Regions from separate parts of the Homo sapiens genome. Here region 2 is linked to region 1. The links are chromatin loops, found by intact Hi-C in ENCODE. Cell type or tissue: PC-9. All regions are shown on one strand. Links, peaks and the distances in the headings refer to the core of each region. The heading gives the core; the rest is flanking DNA.

What was found. A loop is a pair of places that touch in the nucleus more often than their neighbours do. Peaks named below come from ENCODE experiments on the same cell type or tissue, not always from the same donor. Only the 100,000 strongest peaks of a DNase experiment are listed, where the experiment ranks them.
Region 2: a loop joins it to region 1, with 6 times the contacts of the local background. A loop is called at or near these places in 63 of 110 quality-filtered maps.

The regions. Positions count from the first base shown.
Region 1 is chr13:113,893,213-113,901,596 of GRCh38, forward strand. It overlaps LINC00452 (long intergenic non-protein coding RNA 452), which reads left to right and starts at 1,891. Exons shown (of 8, transcript NR_164112.1): 1 at 1,891-2,037; 2 at 5,314-5,475. In PC-9, for the core only: no CTCF peak of the experiment used is centred there; a DNase peak (open chromatin) is centred at 4,139; H3K27ac peaks cover 1,716 bases.
Region 2 is chr13:113,817,178-113,825,433 of GRCh38, forward strand. It overlaps GAS6 (growth arrest specific 6), which reads right to left. Exons shown (of 15, transcript NM_000820.4): 13 at 6,198-6,373; 14 at 4,781-5,009; 15 at 3,372-3,841. The coding sequence ends at 3,687. The region is part of intron 1 of GAS6-AS1 (GAS6 antisense RNA 1); the gene reads left to right. It also overlaps LOC124903220. Among named protein-coding and RNA genes, the nearest start is that of GAS6-AS1, 5.7 kb to the left of the region's middle. RefSeq lists enhancers at 3,416-3,965, 4,515-5,063. In PC-9, for the core only: no CTCF peak of the experiment used is centred there; DNase peaks (open chromatin) are centred at 484 and 4,144; H3K4me3 peaks cover 929 bases.

The DNA.
Region 1 (8,384 bases), core at 229-8,228:
TAGAAAACTGGTATAATTTCTTCCTTAAATGTTTGGTAGAATTCACCAGTAAGCCTTTCTGGTCTTGGTGTTTTGTCTTTGGGAAGATTATCAGTTATCGATCCAATTTCTATAAGAAATATGTCTATTAAGATAATCTATTTCTCCTTGTTGTGAGTTTTGGTAGATTGTGTCTTTCAAGTAACTAGTCAGTTTCATCTAGGTATCAAATTTCTGGGCATAGAGTTGTTCATTATATTCATGTATTATCCTTTTAATGTCCACGGGATCTATAGTGATGTCCCTCTATCATTTCTGATGTTAGAGGTTTGTGTCTTCTCTTTTTTTTTTCTTGACTAGTCTGACTAAAGGTTTATCAATTTTATTAATGTTTTTAAAGAACCAAATTTTGATTTCATTGATTTTCTTTATTGTTTTTCTGTTTTCAATTTCATTGATTTCTGCTCTGATTTTTATTATTTTTTTCTGCTTACTTTACATTTGATTTGCTCTTCTTTTTCTAGTTTCTTAAGATGGAATTTTAAGTTATTTACTTTAGATGTTTATTCTTTTCCAATATATTCATCCAATGCTGTAAATTTCCCTCTAAGCTCTGTTTTCACTGATTCTCACAAATTTTGATAGGTTGCATTTTCATTTTCATTTAGTTCAAAATACTTTTTAATTTCTCTTGAGGTTTCTTTGACCCACATATCGGGCTGATTCTTTTCTTATCAGCTCACTGATGAACCCATTAAACACACTCTTCACTTCTGTTACAGTGTTTATAATTTCTTGCATTTCCTTTTTACACTTTCTTTGCATTTCAATTTTACCTATTCATTTTTTAATATTGTTCACTTTTTCTATTATTAAAGCCCTTAGCACATTAATCATAGGTATTTTAAATTCCCGATCTGATAATTCCTAAATTTCTACCATATCTGAGCTGGTTCTGATGCTCATTTTGTGTCTTCTGACAGTATTTTTTGCCTTTTGGCACGCCTTGTAATTTTTTCTGGAAATCTGGACATGATGTGTTAGACCGAAGAAGCTGAGGTAAACAGACCTTCAGCCTTTGCTGTGAGGTTTTTGTTTATCTGGCTTTCTTTCTTGTCATATTGCACCAACCATGCCCTCTAGGACAATGGTGGAAAGAAATGGTTAGAATGGTCAATCTTGCCTTGTTTCCTATCTTAAGAGGAAACTGATATTTATGTTCACTCTAGGTTTTTAAGAATGTTCTTTATCAGTATGAGATAATTTCCTTCTATTTCAAGCTTCCTGGGTTTTTTCTTTAATCATTAATGGTTGTTGATTTTCAAATGTTTGTTATACATCTGTTGATGATTAGAATTAATCCTTTATTTTCTAATCATATAAATTACATAAATTGACTTTTTTTTTTTTTTTTTTTTTTTTGAGATGGAGTCTGGCTCTGTTGCCCAGGCTGGAGTGCAGTAGAGTGATCTCAGCTCACTGCAAGCTCCGCCTCCCGGGTTCACGCCATTCTCCTGCCTCAGCCTCCCAAGCAGCTGGGACTACAGGTGCCTGTCACCACACCTGGCTAATTTTTTGTATTTTTAGTAGAGACGGGGTTTCGCCATGTTAGCCAGGATGGTCTTGATCTCCTGACCTTGTGATCCACCAGCCTCAGCCTCCCAAAGTGCTGGGATTACAGGCGTGAGCCACCATGCCTAGCCATAAATTGACTTTTTAAAAATTACACTTTACTTTGAAGTATATGTAGATTCACACACAGAAGTAACACAGAAATCCTGTGTCCTCTTCACCCAGCCTCCCCCAATGTCAACTCACAAAGCTACAGAGCAACATCACAATCAGGACACAAACATTAGTGCAGTTGAAGCACAGGACATTTCCATCACCACAAGAACTCCAGTGTTTGCCTGCTTCTATCACACTCCAGTGCTTTTAAGCAGGTTTTCCCCCCATATTTTACCTAAAGTTTATAGCTGTTACCTGTGGAAAGGTTGGTTCAGTGGGGGCTATTCTGCCATTACCAAAAGTTGGGTCCTGTTCTCTACTTTTTAATTGGTAAGCATGCTTTGTAGTTATGGAAATCAACTCTTTGTAAGTGAATTGAAAACTCCCAGCCCCCAGTTTTTCTTTTATTTACCATGTTTTTTTCCCACAAAGAGTTTAAAAGTGTAAACATATTTTATTAGCTTTGTTTTTTGCAGTGCCTTCTGAATTTTTTATCCAGAGAGGTGTTAAGATTTTCCTGAGTGGTCTTCTTCATTCTAAGATTATAAAAATATGCACCTTTGCTTTCTATTACTTTCTGTCTTTCTTTTCCTTTTCTTTGTCCTGCCCTCCTTTTCTCTATCTTTCCCTCTTTTTTTTTTTTTCCAGCCATGAGTATTTATCAAGTGTGCCTATGATGCAAGAAAGAGAGATGGTCCCTGGTCTCACAGAGCTTATATCTTCATGACTCTGGGATCTGGCTAGATTTAGAAATAATTGCAGCAAGAACTTGTCTGTGTACCCATCAGCAGCACTGTATAAAGCACATTTTCACATTATCAGTCACTGTTACAGTGAAATTGTTAAGTGAGTAAAAATTATCCTTAAAATCTGTAGTCATAGAGATGACGTGGTATATAATGTCCAGCAAATGCACATTTATGGCTTGATTCCTCACATATCTGAGGGGTCTCCCTGGGATAATAGTTGCTATTTAGAATTGCCATCTTTCCTACTTTTAGGTGGAGTGGTTTTCCAGTTGAGTGTTCTTAAGATAAGCATTACTGAAAGGAAAGATAGCAGAAAGAATTTTTTCTTGGTTTCCCTCTTCATAGATGCCAGTGCTCCTGGATCAGAGTGGAGCCTCCTGCTCACGCACTACTTCTGAGAGCCAGTGGCGACCACAGAGGGAGTGCCCTCTTTCTTCTTTCACATTTAAATCTTTTTTAAAAAAAACTTATTAAATTTAATTTTAATTTGTGTATGTGTGTGTGTGTGTGTGACCAGGTCTTGCTGTGTCACTCAAGCTGGAGTGCAGTGGTACAATCATAGCTCACCCCTGGCTCAAATTCTTGGGCTCAAGTAATCTTCTCACTTCAGCCTCCTGAGTAGCTTGGACTACAGGCATGCACCACCATGCCCAGTGAAATTTTTAATTTTTTAATTTTTTTTCTCTACAGCCCCCAATTTTTTATTTCTTTTTTTTGTAGAGACTCACCAGGTTGCCCAAGCTGGTCTCAAACTCCTGGCCTCAAGCAATCCTCCTGCCTCAGTCTCCCAAAGTTCTGGGATTACAGGTATGGGCCATTGTGCCCAGCCTACATTTAAATCTTTGATCCTCTGAAGTGTGTTTTAATACATGCGATAAAGAGTAGAGAGGAGGAATTTTGTTTTAGCAAAATGGATAACTAATTGTCCTAATATCATTTATTGAAAAATTTATCATTTAAATATTTTATTTTGAATCCTCTGTATTAACCCTTAAGTTGCCATACCCTCTTCACAGATAGGGTATCTGAGAATAAGTTAAACATGCTCTTTGAGGTCACACCCCTGGAAACTTGAAACACCAGAATTCAAACTAAGTCTATAGACTCCACAGCTCACTTTTTGCCCCTTCCCATTATAAACCACCTTGTCTAGTGCCAGAGCTCAAAAGAGGCCGTGGGAACCCACTCATCTGCAGCCTCCTGAGAGACCGTGATTTGGAAAAGTTAAGGGCCCACCTGAGATTACCCAACAGCACAAGATATCATTAGTCTCTTTGTCTAGTGCTGCCTTCCAGGAGAACATGTTTTTGGAGAATGTCTTTGTGCTGCTAAAATAACTCAACTCCCTTAGATGGTTCAAAACATCTCAGCCTACAGCAAACTGGGCTTCATTTTGCACTAATAAGGTTCTATTGTTAATTTCAGAATCATATATTGCTATTTGAGATGCACCAATTGGCTTTAGATGGGAAAGGGTTATAAGAAATCGGAAGGTTTATGCTGCAAAGAGGGAGAGTAAGAGTTGGCATGTGGCTGGTACATTCCTTCCTTTTATGCTCCCCTTTTGTGGTGGCGAAAGTATGCTTTGCAGAGAGGTGAGAAGGAGGAAAAGCAGTTGGCTTGGCAGATGGACCAGGAGTGCTGCTCCCAACTGGGGCCCACGGGGCAGGAGCCCTCACATTCCACAGAGGAAGGTCAGCAGGAAATACTGACATCATGTCCGTGTCTATGAACGGCTGGAATGCTCTGTGGTTCCTGAACCATGTGAAAAATATGTGAGGTTGAAATGGGGAGATGCCCACTGCCATGAGCCATGTCTGCCAACATCCAGGTTTCCACCATTGGCTTCTCTTCAGAGCCCTGAGAGAGCAGCCCTGCAGACACTGTTCATGGACACTGACTGTGGCAAGAGGTGGCGACAGACCCTTGAGCTTAGTGGTCTATAGCTAGTAGGATTGATGATGGGGTAATGTGGGATTGATAGGGCGAGTAACATGGTATTAATAGTGGATTCTCTGTGGGGTGGCTGGGGGCATATCATGGGCCTGGTGGTTGTTGCAGCTCTGCTCTTGTCTTACTGTCTGCATGGTAGAGCTTGGCTAAAGCCAAAGGACACCCTGGGCCTATCTCCATTGCCCTAGAGGAGAAGGCAGGGCAGGTTCATTAGTCACAGCTGCTTCACCTGTTCTCTGTTCTCTCTGCTCTCAGGCTGTGGACAGTGCTGGGCCCACAGAAAAAGGTCCCTGACCTTGTAGACCAGGGCTTTGCAACCTATCTGTGGGGAATAATATGTTTTATTAATTTCCAATGTGGACAGAGATTTTAACACCCCCTTCCAGTACTTGTGATGTGGTTTGGACACCACGTCTCTTCGCCCACCACTCACCAGGATGGGACCAGACAGCCTCAGCCCTCCATCTGAGATAATACCCCAAGCAGGGAACCTCTTGGGAAAAGGCAGAGTTGCTATGCCAAATAAATCACATGTCCATTTAGTAATAAACCAACACAAATAGCACAAGTGGATTTTTGTGGCGTTTCCAAAGGTGAGCCTGTCTGTCCAGTGAAGCTGAGGAATCTGGACTGGGAGGACCCAGACTGCAGTCCGACCTCCAGCACCTTAGGCAGCCAGTGTTTCCAGTGCTGCAGCCACAGCTGAGGGGAAAACAGTTTACCAGACTTTAATGATGTTCACAAAACAACCACAGCCCTGGGCATGTTGTGTGCTCTTTGTAAATTAACTCACATAATCCTCACGACAACCTTCTAAGATGGGCACTGTTGCCTTCATCTCACCACGTTGGATGGCACAGTCACCAAGTTCCTGACCTCCTCTTCTCTATTGGTTTATTCGCAGGCCGGAAAAGAGGCATAAACTCGGAGAACCCAAGACCCCGGCCTGGCGTGCAGCCCCAGCAGCCGGACCAGCCTTGGGCAACAGCGTGCGACGTTCAGCTGTCTGTGTCTCCAGTGCTCCCATTCCATCGCACCTGAATGAGGGATTTGGGAGGTAAAACAGGCAAATAATGAAATATACAAATCTTCATTGTGCAGTTTTGATCAGTTGCTTCTCCTATGCAACCCTCACCCCAATAGAGACACAGCCTCTCGTCGGAACGCTCCTGCACACCCTTCTCGCAACCCCCACCACCTGCCCCCCACTCCCGACCAGAGCAGCCGCCGTCCTGGTGTCTCCCATCAGAGGTAAGTGTGGTCTCCCGACCAGAGCAGCCGCCGTCCTGGTGTCTCCCATCAGAGGTAAGTGTGGTCTCCCGACCAGAGCAGCCGCCGTCCTGGTGTCTCCCATCAGAGGTAAGTGTGGTCTCCCGACCAGAGCAGCCGCCGTCCTGGTGTCTCCCATCAGAGGTAAGTGTGGTCTCCCGACCAGAGCAGCCGCCGTCCTGGTGTCTCCCATCAGAGGTAAGTGTGGTCTCCCGACCAGAGCAGCCGCCGTCCTGGTGTCTCCCATCAGAGGTAAGTGTGGTCTCCCGACCAGAGCAGCCACCGTCCTGGTGTCTGCCATCAGAGGTAAGTGTGGTCTCCCGACCAGAGCAGCCACCGTCCTGGTGTCTGCCATCAGAGGTAAGTGTGGTCTCCCGACCAGAGCAGCCACCGTCCTGGTGTCTCCCATCAGAGGTAAGTGTGGTCTCCCGACCAGAGCAGCCACCGTCCTGGTGTCTCCCATCAGAGGTAAGTGTGGTCTCCCGACCAGAGCAGCCACCGTCCTGGTGTCTCCCATCAGAGGTAAGTGTGGTCTCCCGACCAGAGCAGCCGCCGTCCTGGTGTCTCCCATCAGAGGTAAGTGTGGTCTCCCGACCAGAGCAGCCGCCGTCCTGGTGTCTCCCATCAGAGGTAAGTGTGGTCTCCCGACCAGAGCAGCCGCCGTCCTGGTGTCTCCCATCAGAGGTAAGTGTGGTCTCCCGACCAGAGCAACCGCCGTCCTGGTGTCTCCCATCAGAGGTAAGTGTGGTCTCCCGACCAGAGCAGCCACCGTCCTGGTGTCTGCCATCAGAGGTAAGTGTGGTCTCCCGACCAGAGCAGCCACCGTCCTGGTGTCTGCCATCAGAGGTAAGTGTGGTCTCCCGACCAGAGCAGCCACCGTCCTGGTGTCTCCCATCAGAGGTAAGTGTGGTCTCCCGACCAGAGCAGCCACCGTCCTGGTGTCTCCCATCAGAGGTAAGTGTGGTCTCCCGACCAGAGCAGCCACCGTCCTGGTGTCTCCCATCAGAGGTAAGTGTGGTCTCCCGACCAGAGCAGCCACCGTCCTGGTGTCTCCCATCAGAGGTAAGTGTGGTCTCCCGACCAGAGCAGCCACCGTCCTGGTGTCTCCCATCAGAGGTAAGTGTGGTCTCCCGACCAGAGCAGCCACCGTCCTGGTGTCTGCCATCAGAGGTAAGTGTGGTCTCCCGACCAGAGCAGCCACCGTCCTGGTGTCTGCCATCAGAGGTAAGTGTGGTCTCCCGACCAGAGCAACCACCGTCCTGGTGTCTCCCATCAGAGGTAAGTGTGGTCTCCCGACCAGAGCAGCCACCGTCCTGGTGTCTCCCATCAGAGGTAAGTGTGGTCTCCCGACCAGAGCAACCACCGTCCTGGTGTCTCCCATCAGAGGTAAGTGTGGTCTCCCGACCAGAGCAACCACCGTCCTGGTGTCTCCCATCAGAGGTAAGTGTGGTCTCCTGACCAGAGCAACCACCGTCCTGGTGTCTCCCATCAGAGGTAAGTGTGGTCTCCTGACCAGAGCAACCACCGTCCTGGTGTCTCCCATCAGAGGTAAGTGTGGTCTCCCGACCAGAGCAGCCACCGTCCTGGTGTCTGCCATCAGAGGTAAGTGTGGTCTCCCGACCAGAGCAACCACCGTCCTGGTGTCTCCCATCAGAGGTAAGTGGGGTCTCCTGACCAGAGCAACCACCGTCCTGGTGTCTCCCATCAGAGGTAAGTGGGGTCTGTTTTTGAAAGTCACTGACACGAAACCGTGCAGAATGTACTTTTTGTGTCTGAGATTCACTCACCTCCTTGTGCAGAACCTTGAAGTCCTCGTGAAGAAATGTGGCCCCATTAGTGTCCTGCACCTTTTCTCCCCTCACTGATTGTTAGAAGCCAGGTGCTGTGCTATGCCTGCTAGGGCCAGTATTTGACAAATTCCCTGCTTCGCTAAAGAGGAGGGTTCGTGTCTGGAAGTCACGGGCCCGGTGACAGGCCCACTGTCTGTCCTGGAGGGCCAGACCCATCGTGCCAGTGAGTGCGGGCCTTGCCCACCGTTGTGTGTGCGGCCCTAGACACACTTGCAGAACTGGCCCCAATAGGGAGTTTAGAGAGAGGATTGCACAGGCGAGTGGATGAATGAGTGACATTTCAGAAGCTGAGGTTTGTAGCTGCTGCCTGCAATCTGTTCTGAAGTCCAGCAGCAGCAAAGGGGTGGGGAGGGGTCAGGCTCACCTGAGACAGGAAGGTGGGTTCCCCCAGGCAGAGGCTTGGCAGAGGGAATCATTGTTGGGACATCTCTAAAAATAAGTGACAGAAAGTTCCGAGTTCTCTCACGCAGTCTAGAAACACAGATTCTTACTGCACAGATTTTTCTTTAAAGTGAAGCAGGAATTTCAATGCTCTGAACTGACACCAGCAAACCAAGGCAGTTCTGGCTCATCCAAGGGTTGGGGTTCTTATTTCAAACTCGAGAGGCCTGGACTAAGATGCATCATCACTAACCAGGCTCCAACAAGGCAGAAATGCCGCTTTATCAAAACCACCGCAGGCTGGAGAGAAATAAGAGCTGCCTTGCCAAGGCTGGGACCGCCAGCAGAGGCATACTCAGCTTCCAGGTGGGGCCTGCCAGCTGGGGGCTGGCCCTGAAGATCACAGACTCCCAGACCGAGGGGGCGGGAAGGTCGTCTCATCCAGTGGGGACCCCTGTCCAGCCTTTTCTCCTGC
Region 2 (8,256 bases), core at 1-8,000, 76 kb before region 1:
GGACCCCACCTGCAAAACACATGCCCAACCTCCTTCCTCCTCTCCAGCCCAGAGTCAGGGCTGTCCCCCCTCCCTCCAGGGGACACATCCCCCCTCCCTCCACGGGATACATCCCCCCTCCCTCCACGGGACACATCCCTCCTCCCCCCACGGGACACATCCCCCCTCCCCCCACGGGACACATCCCCCCTCCCTCCAGGGGACACATCCCCCCTCCCTCCACGGGACACATCCCCCCTCCCTCCACGGGACACATCCCCCCTCCCTCCAGGGAACACATCCCCCCTCCCTCCAGGGGGCACATCCCCCCTCCCTCCACGGGGCACATCACCCCTCCCTCCAGGGGGCACATCCCTCCTCCCTCCAGGGCGCACATCCCTCCTCCCTCTAAGGGGCACATCCCTCCTGCCTCCCCAGGGCACCAGCACTTGCACCACGTGCTCTGTCTTCCCATCCTCTTGCACACCCCAGACATGCCTGGTTGTGGAGGGTGCCAGGTCGCCAACGTGACAGGCCTGGCTGGGCCTCTGTGTTGCAATTCCTAGCACCATTGGTTTTGCTTGTTTGGGACAGTGGTTATTATAACTTCTGGCACCCCCGGAACTCTAAGAAAACAATACTAGGAAACAGAAGTTCCTGATTCGTCTGGAGGCAGAGCAGAAACCCAGGCGGAGGGTTGTGTCCTGAGGACACTGGTGACTGTAGCCTGTGTCTGTGGGGGCCTCCCCACGTCTCTGTCCCTGAGACTGGCCGTTGCCTGTTTTTGCTCCTGGCCGTCTTGACTTGGGGAGGATGGAGGTTGGGCAGGAGCAGGCTCCCAGCCGGCTGGGGAACATTATGGGAGAGCACTGGGGGGCACCCACCAATGTGATCTGACGGACGCCGCAGTGCCGGGCTGGAGGCCGGGATCTGAGGGACGCCGCGGTGCCGGGCTGGAGGCCGGGATCTGAGGGACGCTGCGGTGCCGGGCTGGGATCTGACGGACACCGCGGTGCCGGGCTGGAGGCCGGGATCTGAGGGACGCCGCGGTGCCGGGCTGGAGCCTGGGATCCCAGCGTGCGGCTGTGGCCCCTGTGGCCGTGTGAGGCCGTGCAGTGGGCAGTGCAGGGCTCTCCTGGGGCCCAGGGGGCTGTGTTCCACGGGCTTCTTGGAGCTCTGCTCAGCTGGCTCTGGCATCGTCGGGGTCAGACGAGTTGGCCTGCTTAGCGAGCCGTCAGCATCCACGCCTGGGCCTCCCAGAACTGGGCTTCTGTGCTGATGGCCAGATCCGAGCCCTGGGCCCGACCATCCTCAGCCCAACCAGCACCTGGACATCCCGGAGCCAGCGTGGAGGCCTGGGCTGCGGGTCCCCGACCGTGTGAGCAGCCGGTGGCCATCTGTCCCGGCCCGAGTGGAGAAAGCGCATCTGCCTGCGGAAGGTCCACGTGCTGCTGGGCGAGGCTGGCGAGAGCCGTCACACACACGCGGGGCCGCTGGCGGCAGATGGACGTTTCCGAAGGGAGCCGGCAGGAGCCTGACGTCTGCCCTCTGAGGCCAGGGCCTCCCCCGTCACTATTTTCTCACGGTACCGAAGCGAAAGTTGCCTGCAATACCTCTTAGACTAGGTTGAAGTCCTGAATTCAGGCTGCAGCCCTCAATCAACAGAACTTCTGCCCAGGTGCTGCCAAGATTTTGGGGAGAACAAGAGGCCCTTGCCCGGCGTGTCCAGAGCAAGTGGCATCATGCCCACGATGGCGCAGGGTCATGGGATGTGGCCCGAGGAGCCCATAACTGGCACCGGTCAACAAGAGCCCCAGAGACACAGGGTGGGCCTGCCAGGGACCCTCAGGGACCACCAGGGCCTGGAGGCTCCAGCGTAGACGAGCTGGGCGGCTCTGGACGGCAGGGGATGGGGCCCCCTGTGCATGGCCCCTGGCAAGGTGCCTGGCTGGCCGTCCATCCGTGGGGTGAGCTCGGCCCAGGCGGGCAGGGTCCCTCCAGGTGGGCATGAGTGTTGCTGGCTCCCGAGCCTTGGAGAAGCTCTGCCCATTCCACAGCCGTCAGGCCGGGGGCCAGAGGGAAGCCGCTCCTTCCCGGCCCGAGGCTGCCCCTCAGGAGCCCACTCGGCCGATGCCACCTTGTCAGTCCAGCCAGCGGGGCCTCCCCTGTGGCCTTCAAAGCCACAGGCCTCTTTCTAGAAACCTCTTTGCAGTTCATTTGTGGCGATTTATCCCTGGATGGGTTCTCATGGATTCTATCCTTCTTCTCCACCCGACTTTTCTCTAGGTCAAGTGCTGACCCCAGCCAGGCAGAGGCAAAGATGCCCCGACGCACAGCCTGTCCTGCCCGGTGGGCGCAGCTCTGGGACTGACTGGTGGGAGGTGGGGCTGCTCCGAGCTGCCCCGTCTCACTCCTGCCCAGGGAGCTCCGAGCACGGGTGGGGGTTTGGTCTTAAAGTGGAATCCTGGTTTGGGCCTCAGAGCTGAAACCCTCCCTGATCCCCCGTGTGGCCCCTGCAGTGACCGCATCCACCCTGGGGACCCATGTTTGGCCCAGAGGCTCGAGCACAGGTGGCCGCGTCCCACGGGAGCGTCAAGCCATGAGTCTTGGTCGTCCCCTTGGGACCAAGGAGAAGCAGTGACTCCGTGGCCCCCACCAGCTGCGGCTCCGACATCCTTCCAGGAGGCAGGCAGGGTCCCGACTGCATTTCAGGCACCTGCCTGGCCGCGTTCCGGCTGCCCTGACCTTCCCTGCAGACTTGTGGCCTGCTGGGGTCAGAGAGCACCAGTGACCGCTCCACCCCTTGCAGACAAGGAAGCTGAGGCTGAGGGACATGGGGACCCTGCCAGTGGGGACGCGGGAAGCAGGGCTGGCTTTGCTCCTGGCAAGCTCTACCCCAGACCGACACAGAGAAAGCAGTTTCCCTTTCTCAACAGAACACACTTGAGGCCCGGAAGCAAGTGGATCTGTGCAGGAGGGTGGGGACGGGAATGGCACAGGGGTGCAGGCGCTGCCTCGGTGTCTTCCGGCCCTCGGTCCCAGCTCGGGGTCCCTCCCAGGTTGGCTCAGAGGCCGCTGCCCCAGCAGCCTGCATTTGTGTGCCAAGCCCTCCTCACTCAGCAATGACTGGCTGCCTGTGGTGGGGGCCGAGCAGGGCGTTCTCCGCATTTACAGAACAAGTAAACTGAGGCTCCAGCCCCTGCCGCCACTACCAGAGGAGTCAGAGGCTCCTGGGGAGCAGACCGTGGCTGCCCAACCAGGCTGGGAGCAGAAAAGAGGGAGGGATCTTTGGAGCGGCTGAGGGTGCGGCCTGGAGCCCTGGCAGCCCCGCTCATCCCAAACGCTGCTACGTGTGCAGAACCCCGCGGGGAGCAGATGACGGCCACGCGGTGTTACAAAGCTTTCTGTAAATATTTTATTTTCCATATTTTAGAGTCAGAAAGAAGCGCTTGGTAATAAAAATAATAGAGAATTATTTTCTTCGAGCCCGCTCTGCGCTGCGCCGGCCTCCCCGCGCCCGGGCCCACGGCTGAGTGCGCGGCGTCAGAGGCCCCAAGTCCATCTCACTATTTACAGATATGTTACAGGCCGGGATGGTCACAGAGGAAAGCCCAGCTCTCAGCATGGCCCCACGTGGTGAGGAGCCCCCAGGCTCCTCCCGGCTGTCTCGGACAGAGACTGAGAAGCCTGCCGCGTCCCGTGGGGGCCTAGGCTGCGGCGGGCTCCACGGGGGGGCAGGAGTGGGCCGTGATGTCGCTGTGCTTGTACGCCGCCTCGTCCAGGTCCAGCAGCCTCCGGTTGACCTCCAGTGTCATGCAGCCGCGGTAGAACGCGGTGACTGGCGCTGAAGTCACCGGCACATCTGGGCCGCAGGGAGAGAACAACATATCTTAGCTCACCACGTGGCCGGCCCCGCCTGGCCCCCCCACCCCCGGCAGCGCTTGTGGCCAGCCCCGGGTTCCCTCCGAAAGGGCAGGGTTTCCCTTTCTTCTCTAACTTCTCGGTCCCCGTTCGTTTGGCCGCAGACCCGGCAGACAAGCAGGAGGCATCTGCCAGCCTGGGCTCTGCAGACGCCAGCCCTCCCTTCCCCGCTGGGAGCACAGACAGTCCCATCGGTTAAACGTGATCTTCTTCTGTGCCCAGTGAGTCATTCAGGCTGCAGGCCTCCTGGCTCGCTCTCATCCTCTTCAAAGCTCTGTTTATTAAAACTAAGTGGAGTCTGTGTCTGGCAGCCAAGAGAGAAATCCTGCCGTTTGCCGCAAGTGAAAACCTGCGGGCAGCCGAGGACTTGCCGGCTCCCACGTGCCTTTCCGCTGACCCTCCCAGCTCATGGCAAGGACATCCCCGGTCCCAGCCTCTGTGCTGTGTAGCCCATGGGACACGGCAGGACGCCCTGCTGGACATGGGAGGGGCTGGCGGTCACTCTGTTCGCTGCTAACAGCTGCGGTGACAGCCGCGGGTCCCAACTGCAGCCTGGCCCGAGGTCTGCCCAGCCCTCTCCCCCGGGGCTGGTCTGATGGGTGTGGACGAATGCTCCCTGAAGATGCAGGTTCGTGGGGCCTGACTCAGGCCAATGCCGGCCCCCGTACGTGTTTCTCAGTCTCAGCCAATGACCTGACCAGCACCGAGACACCATAATAGCCACTAACGACCCACCTGGACTTCTCCTTCCTCTTAAAACACAAGTCCTCTTCCGCATTCACTACCAGAAACCCCAGCCTGTCCAGGTTAGATCTGGGGTGACCAAGCTGGGCCTCCCTGGAGCTCTTCACCCGGGTTGAGCGGAGCAGGGAGCACCTACCTGGCAGGCCGCCAGCAAAGGTGAGCACGGGGCTCCGCAGGTGCCTCTCGAGCACGGCCAGCCTCTCCTGCAGCTGCGCGGCGCTCACCTCGCTCTGGCCCCTGGTGCCGTCCACCTCCAGGGTGGCCTCACCGTCCCTCAGCGAGACGGTGACCACGTGCTCTTGGCCGTCGCAGACCTTGATCTCCATTAGGGCCAAGGCCGTATGCTCCACGGCCAGGACCACCAGCTGCAGGAGACCGAGGTGTGGTCAGGGCCTGCCGGCCACCCCTACGTGAGCTGTTAGGTCCAAGCTGGTCCTCACAGCTGCTGGCCACCCCTACGCCGCACGCCTGTCTCCGTCCAGGGTTCCCTGCAGCCCTGGGTCTGGATGCTCGCTGACTGTGGATGACACCCCCACCCCACCTGGGGCTCAGCTTCTCTGCACGTAAAGCCAGGGGCCAGCCTGGGAGGCTGTGGGGGAACAAGTGTGGCCCCCAGGTTGGGTGTGAGAGGGTCAACCCCAGCCCCAGGCACCAGGCACACACAAGACCGAGGCTGCACTTGACCAGGAACTGGGGTGGCCCTGATGGGGACCCAGGACCCAGCCCTGCGGTGGCGGCCTCCCAGCCCGGTGGGCACTCACGCTGGCACCACAGCCCAGCAGCCCAGGGGTCGGCTGTTGCTACATAACAGCAGCTGTTTATTCCAGATGCTGAGATTGGGTCTGGCCCTGGTAACGAGCATTTGCATGAACCAAGCCTGTCTGTCGTATCCCAGCAAGCGGGAGGGCTCTGTGGCCCCGGGGTGGGCAGACTTGGAGAACGTGAGCCTCTCTGGTTTGACCCATGTCTCCCTCCTTAGCACACGAGCGAGAGAATAAAAGCTGTTTCTGTCACCTCTTGATTGTTCTGTGGGGAAAACAGCATGAGTCCCCCAGCCCAGGACAGCTGACTTATTGTGAGGACCGGGGGTGGGGGGACCTTGTCCAAGGGGCAGCTGCACTCAGCTCCACCCGGTGTCCCCCACGGAAAGACGCTGTTGGGGGACCGGCCAAGGTCACAGATCCGACTTTTCCAGGGAAATTGGAAAACTGAGTTTGTTGCTGAAATCATCTGACTTAAACACCAGAGACTAATTCAGATTGCTGTGAGCCACCATCTGCCCAACCGAACAGGGGAAAAGCTCCCACACTGTGAGCCGAGTGTGGCTCGCAGGCGCCGGCCCCCTCAGCTGTGTGGCGGTGACCTGGTGTCCAAACAACCCCCGCAGCCCGAAGCGTGGCCCACGCCGGGCTTGGCTCATCAGACCTCTGGTCAGAGGCTTTGGGGGTCCCTGGGGATCCCACCGCGGGCCCCCTTCGTCCCCTGCCAGGGAGTGCAGCCCACGTACCCGTGGGTCGAGCCGGTCAGGACGCCCTGGGTGGCGGAGGCCCTACCTGCTTCTTGAGTTTCTTCGTGGAGTGATAGTCTACCAGTGCCACAGAGAGAGGCACGGCACGGAGGTCGGGGGCCCAGAGCGCAAACAGCACGCCTGTGTCTGCGGCTGGGCGGATGTGAGCCACGACTTCTACTTCCCAGGTTGATTCAGTCCCGACGTCCAGAGGGGTCCGCACTGCAATGAAAGCGGTGCATTATAGGGTGGTATGCACGGTGGAGAGGCCACAGTGAGGTCGGAGCAGGGCCTCGAGAGATGCAGTCCCAGCCGGGGTGGGAAGCTGTGCAGACAGCCCCGGATCTGGGACGTGATGGAAAACTCAACAGACTGGTTCAGATCTTGGCCCGGAGCCCAGAGGCACCGGGGACCCCCAGGCTGTTTCTCCCTGGCCACACCAGTACCCCACTTCCAAATGCCCTGTAGGTGACCACCAGGCCACACAGGCCCGTCTGAGGGGCCACAGGCTGTGCACCATGGGACGCAGGCCTGTCCCTGCCTCCCTCCGATGTCCTCTTGTTTCAGGAGCGCCTGACAGCTCCTTCCTCAGAGCGTGCGTGGCCTCGTGCCTCGCATCTCACCTGCAGCTTTCAGGTAGCAGCACAGGGCCCAGTGGGGGCTGAGAGTTTAAGATAGCATGCGGACAGGAGCTGTCATGAGCACGGTGGTCTGGGGTCTGAGCTGTCAGGAGCACGCGCGGTCTGGGGTCTGAGCTGTCAGGAGCACCCGCGGTCTGAGTTCTGAGCTGTCAGGAGCACCGTGGTCTGGGGTCTGAGCTGTCGGGAGCACGCGTGGTCTGGGGTCTGAGCTGTCAGGAGCACCCGCGGTCTGGGGTCTGAGCTGTCGGGAGCACGCGCGGTCTGGGGTCTGAGCTGTCAGGAGCACCCGCGGTCTGGGGTCTGAGCTGTCGGGAGCACGCGCGGTCTGGGGTCTGAGCTGTCAGGAGCACCCGCGGTCTGGGGTCTGAGCTGTCGGGAGCACCTGCGGTCTGGGGTCTGAGCTGTCAGGAGCACGCGCGGTCTGGGGTCTGAGCTGTCAGGAGCACATGCGGTCTGGGGTCTGAGCTGTCGGGAACATGTGTGGTCTCCCAGGGAGAATGCCACGGCATATCCTCTCCACGCTGAGCCCTCCGTGGACTAAGAAGCCAGAAGAAAAAACTTCCGCCCTGTTTTCAGTGTTTCTATCTCACCCAGAATTCCAAAGTCCTGATAAAGAAGCTGTTTTAGGAAAAAGGACCCCAAATCACTGTGTGTACACATTTGTGACTGGGCGCCTCGCACTGCAGGCCAAGGTTGGGGTCAGAGTGAATTGTGCTGGTTTCCCTGTCTCTTTCCCACGGGGCTGTGTACGCCTGAAACCCACATCGCCTGTCCTGCCTGTCCCTAGCTGGTACCCGCCACATCAGTTCTCAACAACCATTTATGGCACCGAAACACACAAAATCAGAAAAAGTAACAAAAATATTGCAACAGAATCAAAAAGTAACAACAAAAAGTCTCCTGTTTGCCGGTCTTCCCATAACCTGTGAAGGGAGAGATGATGGTGTTCTTTAAAATGGAAGCTCCCAGTCGGGCGTGGTGGCTCACGCCTGTAATCCTAGCAATTTGGGAGGCTGAGGTGGGTGGATCACCTAAGGTCGGGAGTTCGAGACCAACCTGACCAACATGGAGAAACCCCATCTCTACTAAAAATGCAAAATTAGCTGGGTGTGGTGGTGCATGCCTGTAATCCCATCTACTCGGGAGGCTGAGGCAGGAGAATCGCTTGAACCTGGGAGGCGGAGGTTGTGGTATGAACCTGGGAGGTGGAGCCAAGATCGTGCCATTGTACTCCAGTGTGGGCAACAAAGGCGAAACTCCGTCTCAAAAAAAAAAAAAAAAAAAAAAAAGGAAGCTCCTGACAGGAGGCTAGGCACATGTTGGCCATCGGGGCTTCACAAGGGCACCGGCCTCTGCTCTCCCCGGGAAGGTTTCCCGGCTCCACGTGGCCCCTTGCATGGAGGCTGCACAGACCCGGAGATCTGCAAGCCTGAGCCCAGCAGAGTCGCTGCAGAGTGAGCCAGG